2 separate regions of the Homo sapiens genome follow, and region 2 is linked to region 1. Evidence: read pairs that join two places in POLR2A ChIA-PET (ENCODE). Cell type or tissue: HepG2. All regions are shown on one strand. Each heading gives the region's core, and the rest is flanking DNA. Links, peaks and the distances in the headings are about the cores only. Region 1 has its middle 27 kb from the start of MTIF3. Region 2 has its middle 28 kb from the start of GTF3A.

Evidence for each region. Peaks named below come from ENCODE experiments on the same cell type or tissue, not always from the same donor. Only the 100,000 strongest peaks of a DNase experiment are listed, where the experiment ranks them.
Region 2: POLR2A ChIA-PET joins it to region 1 with 5 read pairs; 2 of 35 experiments call an interaction of 5 or more read pairs at or near these places.

Annotation. Positions count from the first base shown.
Region 1 is chr13:27,474,971-27,479,367 of GRCh38, forward strand. No RefSeq gene overlaps it. Among named protein-coding and RNA genes, the nearest start is that of MTIF3, 27 kb to the left of the region's middle. In HepG2, for the core only: no CTCF peak of the experiment used is centred there; a DNase peak (open chromatin) is centred at 2,471.
Region 2 is chr13:27,393,961-27,398,357 of GRCh38, forward strand. No RefSeq gene overlaps it. Among named protein-coding and RNA genes, the nearest start is that of GTF3A, 28 kb to the right of the region's middle. In HepG2, for the core only: no CTCF peak of the experiment used is centred there; a DNase peak (open chromatin) is centred at 2,511; H3K4me3 peaks cover 449 bases.

The DNA.
Region 1 (4,397 bases), core at 291-4,290:
CCTTGGTCAGGGACACAGAGAAGGAAGAGGGTGCTCCCTGGGAAGGGCCTCCTCTTCCTCCTGGAACACAGACCCAGGAAGGTCTAGTGAAGCTCCGGAAGCCAAATCTCCCACGCGCCCACGTCTGGGTACCCACCCACGACCAGCATCACTTAGTCATTTTTATATTTAAATCGCCAGAAGCCTGAAAACTGTAGAAAGGACTTGTCCCAGGTGATTCATTGGGGATCCTAGCCACAGTCTTTTACTTTCATCCTCAAAGGCCTATGATGACAAACATAGCCAGGCTCAGCCCCAGCCCACCTGGCAGGTAAAGACAGCTAACGGCATGCCGTGGAAGCTCAGATGCCCCCAGTTTACGGAGCTCCAACCCTCTGCTGGGTTTGTACAGGAGCTCACGGTTGAAAGAGGCAGCCTCCATTGGAACAAACACCCAATCAGACATTGTGGAAAACAGAGAACATCCCCCGAGGAATTTTTAGGTGGGACTTCCTACCTAAGGAGATGAATACAGTATCATCTCTCACCTGCACTCCTGAAAGTGTCATATCTGGTTCTGTTTTTCACGATCTAACCCTCCTTCTAATCTGTTCTCCACCTGGCAGCTAGGATGTTCTTTGTTTATAAAAACTGGTTAAAATACACATAACATAAAATTTACCATTTTAACCATTTTTAAGTTGAAGTTCAGCAGCATTAAGAACATTCACTTTGTTGTGCAACCAGCACCATGATCCATCTCCAGAACCCCCTTCATCTTCTCAAATAGAAACTCTGTGCTCATTAAACAACCACTCCCCATTCCCGCCTTCCCCAGCCCCTGGCAACCACCGTTCTATTTTCTGTCTCCAGGAACCTGACTGTTCTGGTACCTCACATAAGTGGAATCTTGCGGTGTTTGTCCCCTTGTGCCTGGCATAGCATGATGTCCTCAGAGTTCATCCAGTCGTAGCATGTGACAGGATTTCCTTTGTTTTTAAGGCTAAATCATACTCTACATTTTGTGTATCTGTTCATCCGTTGATGGACACTGGGTGGTTTTAGAATGTTCTTTGCAAAAACGCAAGACTGATTGTATGACCGCAGGTGGGATGAGGCCCAAATCTTTAAAAAGCCATCAGGCTGTGCCCCCTTTGCAGGATCACCAGCCTCCCTCCATCCCAGGCCCCCAGTGTCCTCTCATTCCTCTGGGGCCTGGGCCTGGGAAGCTGTTCCCACAGCTTTTCACCTGGTTAACTCCTCACGCCAGTCCAATCCAAACCCAGGGTCCCATCCAAGTCAGAAGCACAGCCTCCTCTCTCAGGGCCCCTTGTGCTTCCTCCCAGCACAGCTCAGACCTGTCATTACACATCTGGTTCTGTGGGGGACCCCTGTTTCTGCCGGTGGACCCCTGTTTCTGCCGGTGGACTCCAAACCCAATGTTTAGCTCACCCCGGCAGTCCTGAATGCCTGACAGATAGGCGGCGCTCCACAGATGTGAATGTGGTGAAAGAATAAATGTTGGAAGGAGCATGGGGCTGGAGGCAGGCTAAATTTATTATTGATTGATTGATTGATTGATTGATTGATTGACAGAATCTTGCTTTCCCACCCAGGCTGGAGTGCAGTGGTGCAATATTGGCTCACTGCAACCTCCATCTCCTGGGTTCAAGCAATTCTCCCGCCTCAGCCTCCCAAGTAGCTGGGACTACAGGCATGCACCACCATGCCCGGCTAACTTTTTGTATTTTTAGTAGAGATGGGGTTTCGTCATTTTGGCCAGGCTGGTCTCGAACTCCTGACCTCAGGTGATTTGCCCACCTCAGCCTCCCAAAGTGCTGGGATTACAAGTGTGAGTCACTGTGCCTGGCCATTGCTTGAAGAATTTAGAGAATAAAACACCAGCACAGCACCCAGCATATAGTAGACACTCAGCAACATCACCGCCCTTCTTTTCTCTTACCCTAAATCTAGTCTGAAGGGAGATATGGGTGAGAACACATTTGCTCCCATAATTACCCTGAATTGTATTGGCTGACACGTAAAGCAGCATTTCCCTTGGAGAGAAGAATGGTGGAAAGGGTCTGGGGCCTTGGGTACCTTATAAGGTCCAGAAACCCTCTTGGCAAGGCCTGAATGCCCTACCTCAGCTCCATCAGCATTACCACCACCTGACCTTGTCCTGAGCCATAAGCCCTGGTGTTAGCTGTGGATACAGGAGCAAGGGCTTGGGGCAGGGGTGAAATTCTCCCTAGAACTACAACTGGAATGACACCCAGCAGGAGAAAGCCTCAATATGACTGTGTAAGATCACGGTGGTTCAGGAATCCCTTTTTTCCTACACTGTCCTGAGCAGGCTGAGCTCAGAACCACGAACATCTGCACACACGGGCAGCTGGCCCCGTCACCGGCCTCCAGGGGCAGTGCCCCCGCCATTATTAGTCATTACTAGAGCAAACATTAGTACAAGTACACACACAATTGCAGAATCATTGCTCTGATTGGAAACACTGGTGTGGAGTCTTGCAAGCATTCACTGGGTGAGACGGAAACTGTGAACTTGTTTTTCTAGGCTCAGACACTTCTTTCAGATCCAGGGCTGACAAAGAAAGGCCCATTACGTGGGGCACCTCCCCCAGGACTTCCTCTTCAAATATCAGCTAGATCAGGTTCCTTCTATGCAAATCATTTGCGCATTTATCCTGCTTTTCATTAACATAATATCTCCTGAGCCATCACCCTAGCCTCTCTCCTTTAAACATTTCACAGTCAAACGGAGCTCAACAGAAAGAGGGGTGATACCAGCGTCTTTGTTAAGGCGGTAGTCTTTATTCGTGTCTCCTCTGCCTGCTATATATTACTGTATGCCATAGCCACATCCAAAATGCTTTATTTTTTAGTGAAGAACAAAATAAAGCTGAGATGATCTACTCCTGGATTCAGAAGCCCCAAAATCTCAAGGAAATTGTGAATTCTACCTGTATGCACACAGTACACGATACTATGCTTGTTATCTATGAGACGGGCCAGATACTAGGTAGAACCTAAGAATAAATTGTGCAGCGGATGCGTTCTTTGCAAAAGACACTTATTACTGAGGACACATCTCCTCTGGATGGAGAAGTTATTCTGTGTAGGAGGGGGCTGAAGTGGGGGTTTCTACACCACCCTTTCTGGGAGAGCATGCTTCATTGCTTTGCCAGGTAGGGTCAGGTGGATGGGGTGGGCACCCCACAGTCCTATTCTGCTACTGACCACTTCCTCCCAATGGCACCTTTTTACAGTTTCTCACTTGATTTGTGCACACAAACACACAAGATCGTTCTTCTGGGGTCTGTATATGGTGATGTCGGCGTGTTTCCAATTCATTCTTCCTTTGTACCAGCACTTCGTAGGGAAACATAGGAGAGAACCCACTCGATGTTGTTAGGCTGAATTAATTTCATGTTTTGGGGTGGGAGGTAGGGGGACTTTCTGACTTCAAAGAGCCTTTGATTCTTATGTGATAAAACAGGGTACAGAACCATATATGATATAATCTTAGCTATGAATACAACCAACCCTGACACACCCACAAACACACACACAGGCTTGTGCATATATGCAATTTAAAAAAAGACTTCATACTGATACATCATAATGTTAAGAAAGCTTCTTCTGAGTGGCTGGGATTATCATTGGTTTTTAGTTTATTTTTTATTTTTTCTTTCAAAATGTCTATAGAAGCCTATATTACTCTTGTAATCAAAAAAGGTTACAAGAGTAACCTTTTATTTTGTTTCTTCTATAAAATAAAATCTTTTAATGTTTTTTCCTCTATAAAAATACCCTGGAAACTGATTAATTCTTAAGTAGTCATCAGGCAAATTTTTCAGAGGAATTAATTAACAGCTAGCTTAGAGCAAGGCATTGGAGAAATAGAACATGACATTAATATTCCAGGTTGAGGGAAAGATAGAGTGGTGACATGGAAGAGGAGAGGAGCTTGGCCATGCAGGATGATCTTACCAATGCCATGGCTTTCTTACTGGTGTTTATCTGGGACACACACATACACACAGCCTCTTCTTCTGCCATCTCCTAGTTCTGACACTCAGCCCTGAGCAGCCCTCAATCCAGCAGATGGAATACCTCCATGCCCAGGCTTTAAGGCCATAATCAAACTAATACTGTCTTAGTCTATTTTGTGCTGCTATACCAGAATACTTAAGAACATAAACTTTTTTCTCACAGCTCTGGAGGCTGAGTAGTCCAAGATCAAGACACTGTCATCTGGCAAGGGCCTTCTTGCTGAGTCCTCACGTGGCAGAAGACGGAAGAGTGAAAAAGAATCCAACTTCTGCTGTCAAGCCCTTTTAAAACAGTATTAATCTATTCAAAAGAGCAGAGCCCTTGTGACCCAAACACCTCCCAACACT
Region 2 (4,397 bases), core at 157-4,156, 81 kb before region 1:
CCCTATCGTCGTCCAAAGGTTCAGGTCAGCCACAGTCTTCACAGTTAAGGTCTAGAGCAATGAGCAATATCTACATGTGAACATTTTCATGTGTTTCTTTGTCTTTCATTAATTAATTAATTTTTTTTTTTTAGAAATGAGGTCTTGGTATGTTTCTCAGGCTGATGTCTTTCTAATGCAGGAGTTCTGATTTTTTTGGTCTTTGGGCCTCTTTACACGGCCAAAGAGCTTTTATTTGCATGGGTTATACATCTACCCCTATTTACCATGAACAGAGAAATGTAAAAATACTGATTTGAGGCTGGCATGGTGGCTCACACCTGTAATCCCAGCACTTTTGGAGGCCGAGGTGGGTGGATCACTTGAGGTCAGGAGTTCGAGACCAGCCTGGGCAACATGGCGAAACCTCATCTCTATTAAAAATACAAAAATTAGCTGGGCGTGGTGGCGCACGTCTGTAATCCCAGCTACTCGGGAGGCTAAGGCACAAGAATTGCTTGAACCCTGGAGGCGGAGGTTGCAGTGAGCCAAGATTGTGCCACTCCACTCCAGCCTGGATGACAGTGAGAAAAAGAAATACTGATTTGTTAATTCACTTAAAATAACAGTAGTAAATCCTTTACTTGTCAACGTACATATTCTTATAAAAAATAATTATAGTTTTCAAAACAAAACATTAAGTGGAAAGAGTAGCATTGCTTTTCATTTTTGCAAATCTCTTTAATGTCTTGCTTTGTAGTTTGCAAATCCCTTTAACAGCTGGTTCTCACGTCTGTTTCCATCTCTTGTAATAGGCTGTTGAGTTGCAGGATATTAAGAACACCCAGCATCACTAGATATGCTGTTGGGAAAGGGAGAAGCCTGGGGACCTCTGAAAGTGTCTTGGGTCCCCCCAGGGATCCTTGGACCACACTTTGAGAATGGCTGATCTAGGGGATTTCCTCAGGTTTGGTTTGATCTTTCCTCTAGGTTGCAGTAGATATGCAAAGCTGGACTTTTTTATTGGAGTCTTTGGGCAACGTGGTCTTTTTAGAAAATTTGGGGAATAGTCAACTGAAAATAGGATAATGAGGGAAGACAGCGTCTCCAGAAGGCTTTTTTTGGGATGAGGCGGTGAAGTCTGTTTTTTTCTTATAAACAAGACTCTGAAGACAAGGTCTGCATGTACTCAGGAGGCTCCAGCATTTGGCGGGACCGAACAATGCTTCGAAACTAGCCCGGCCGCAGAGGACGCCCAGGTGATCCAGTCCTGGGAAAACGGGGCGTTTTAAGCAGCTGTGTAAAAGTAGCGTCTACCATGGCTTTCCTTTTAACGAGATTAGTCTTGCTTTTCCCCTCCTCTTTATTTCACTGTCTGGGGGCCACCTCTTGGCTCTCATGGTAATGTGATTAGCTGGCCTGTGGCCCACACCGAGACCACTGTCACAAAGATCTCTGCTTACTTGAGTGCACCTCTCTCCTGAATGCAACATCTTGTGTTTATAGTCACAGGGGGTATTGTTAACTCTGGGATTCAAATAGAATGGGATATTTACGACAGCCTCCTACCTCCCCCACCACCATAAAAGTTGATTCAGGGAGACATTTAGGGAAGAAATAGACAGAAGACAGATGTGTTGCCTTCCCCAGATGCTGAGGAGCCTCAATTGTTCTGCTTATGTAATGACTTTTTATGGCTGCTTGCAAATGCCTCTTTTGACTTTTAAAAAGGTGCCAAAGTCAAATATAGGTAGTTACTGAGAACGTTTTAGTAATCTCACCGGACACTCCAGCTGGCTCAAAACTCTTCATCAGAGGATATATAATAAGCATACATCCCTTTCCCACTTCATGGATATAACTGTGGTTTCCTCTTGTTTGTATTTAAGACTGCATGTGTAGCTACAAAAAAGCAATAGTGTCTTGGACAATGAACATTTTCCCATAAATCCTTAATGGTTCAATAATTGTTTTAAAGGCAATTTATATAATTACAGCAAGAAGAAAATGAAGTTAATGGAGATTGCGGACCTCCACTTCTTTTCTTTTAATGCAAATCAATACATCCAGTTATCTCTGAAGGACAAATTTGATTTCAGTGATTTTGATAATTTAGGTTAAATTGAATAGGAAAATGTCCAGGACAGTGAGAGTTTTCCTGTCCACAATGCTGTATTTTCATCAGCTTTTGGCCTCTCACTTTAGAGACGTTCTGCTTAAACACTCTCACGCTAGATGTGATCCCAGCACACGGGTCAGCATTGTGCACCTCAGCCTTGACTTGGGAGGGATGTGTAGGAGGGTACTGGGTGCTCCACAGACCTGCGTCCACTGTTACTTCTCTCCTTCAGAGCCTGCAGCTGAGAAGCAAATCCGCAACTGATAGACAAATGGCAAGACAGGGCAGAGTGCTGGAGTACATGCTTCCCAAGAACAGAACTCACTCTTCGCCTATGAGCCTAGTGCAAATGTCTTCTCACCTTTGAACAGTAATGGTAAATGTTTAACAACTAGCTCTTTGGGGAGAAAAAGAATAAGGCCTGCTTTGTTGTGTTTGCCATTCCTGTGGTGTAAACACTCTCCTGTGGCTGATTCCAAGCCACCACGGTGACGTTGCTGAACCTGGGGTTGGGAAGAGAGGTGGGCACTGGCTTCAGCATGCCTCTGCATGCACTTCCGCTTTTTTCTGCTTAAATTATTGGTTAGATGCCCATACGCTCATCCTTTCAGGGAGACTGTAAGCATGGTGAAGGCAAAGGGAGTGTGCTATAGTCCCTGCATCATTCACAGTGCCAGGCACAGTGCCCCACAATACAAAGTCCTCCATAAATTGTCACTCAATTGCATCACTACACTACTTGTATTGTTGCAATTGTTGGTATTGTTAGTTAATACTTATTGACTAAAATTTATTCTTGTTTTTTCTTTTTTTTGAGACAGAGCTTCGCTCTTTCACCCAGGCTGGAGTGCAGTGGTGCCATCTTGGCTCACTGCAAGCCCTGCCTCCTGGGTTCACACCATTCTCCTGCCTCAGCCTCCCAAGTAGCTGGGACTACAGGCGCCCGCCACCACGCCTGGCTAATTTTTTGTATTTTTGATAGAGATGGGGTTTCATCGTGTTAGCCAGGATGGTCTCAATCTTCCAACCTCATGATCCGCCCGCCTCGGCCTCCCAAAGTGCTGGGATTACAGGCATGAGCCACCGTGCCCGGCCTTTTTTTTTTTTTTTTTTTTTTGAGGCAAGAATCTTACTCTATTGCCCAGACTGGAGTGCAGAGTGCAATCTCTGCTCACTGCAACCTCTGCCGCCTGGGTTCAAGCAATTCTCATGCCTCAGCCACCTGAGTAGCTGGGATTATACGTACACGCCATCATGACAGGCTCATTTTTTGTATTTTTAATAGAGACGGAGTTTCGCCATGTTGGCCAGGCTGTTGTTGAATTCCTGACCTCAAGTGATCTGCCAGCCTTGACCTACCAAAGTTTTGGGATTACAGGCTTGAGCCACTGCACCCGGGCTAACATTTATTCTTATAAGAGCTTCACTTGCATTATTTCATTTGGTGATGACAAACATAAGCATGTATTAGAGAGAATATGTTGGTTGAAAGAACTGAAGAGTTGCTATCAGAGTTGTCCTCATTCGATGTCTGGAAACCAGGAAAGAATGTTTATTTATATTCTCACCTCGTCTCCTCTTGCTCTTCCCTGCTTCCCAGAGCACTTTCTTCCTCCCTGTTCTCTTTTCTCTTCCCACCCATTGCTTGTCTTCTCTCTTTTTAATTTTTGTGTATATATAAATATTTGCAAATAATTCTCAATCATTAGAGTGAAAACATTTTTCTTTATTCCACTTACAATGATCAACGTCATCCTCTTGCAAAAACAAATCTTTTGTGTGTTTCCCTTATCAAGTAGTTAGGGGAATCCAAATATCTTCTCAAATCAAATCTTATAACCCTCCTGGCCTTGAAGCCCCAGAACGCCAGACAAAGGATGAGCCAGAAAGGGCGATGACAGGACCACGTTTCTTTCAGGCCTTTGCCAACCTGCGAAGGTTCTCTGGACAGTGCTCTGAAGGGGATTCGAAGGTTCAGTGACCCAGGAGCCCAGAGACTTGAGGTATCATTTCAGCTGAACTACGGAATTACTTAACTTTGGGGAAATCATTTCCCCCATATTCATTCAACATTGGAAAAACTTCCATGTTCTAATTTATGTATCAATCACTTGGGAATAACAACACGTTTTCTTATAGGTCTTTTTTCTTTTGTCAGTTTCAAATATATGAGTTTGTGCTTTAAAAGCATGAGGTACGGCATATGCCCATGTACACAGAATGTGAGAGCCTCGGATATTGTACACACATTGAAATGAAGTATTATTCTTTGCACTTTAGACAAGAAAGTCTAAAGTAT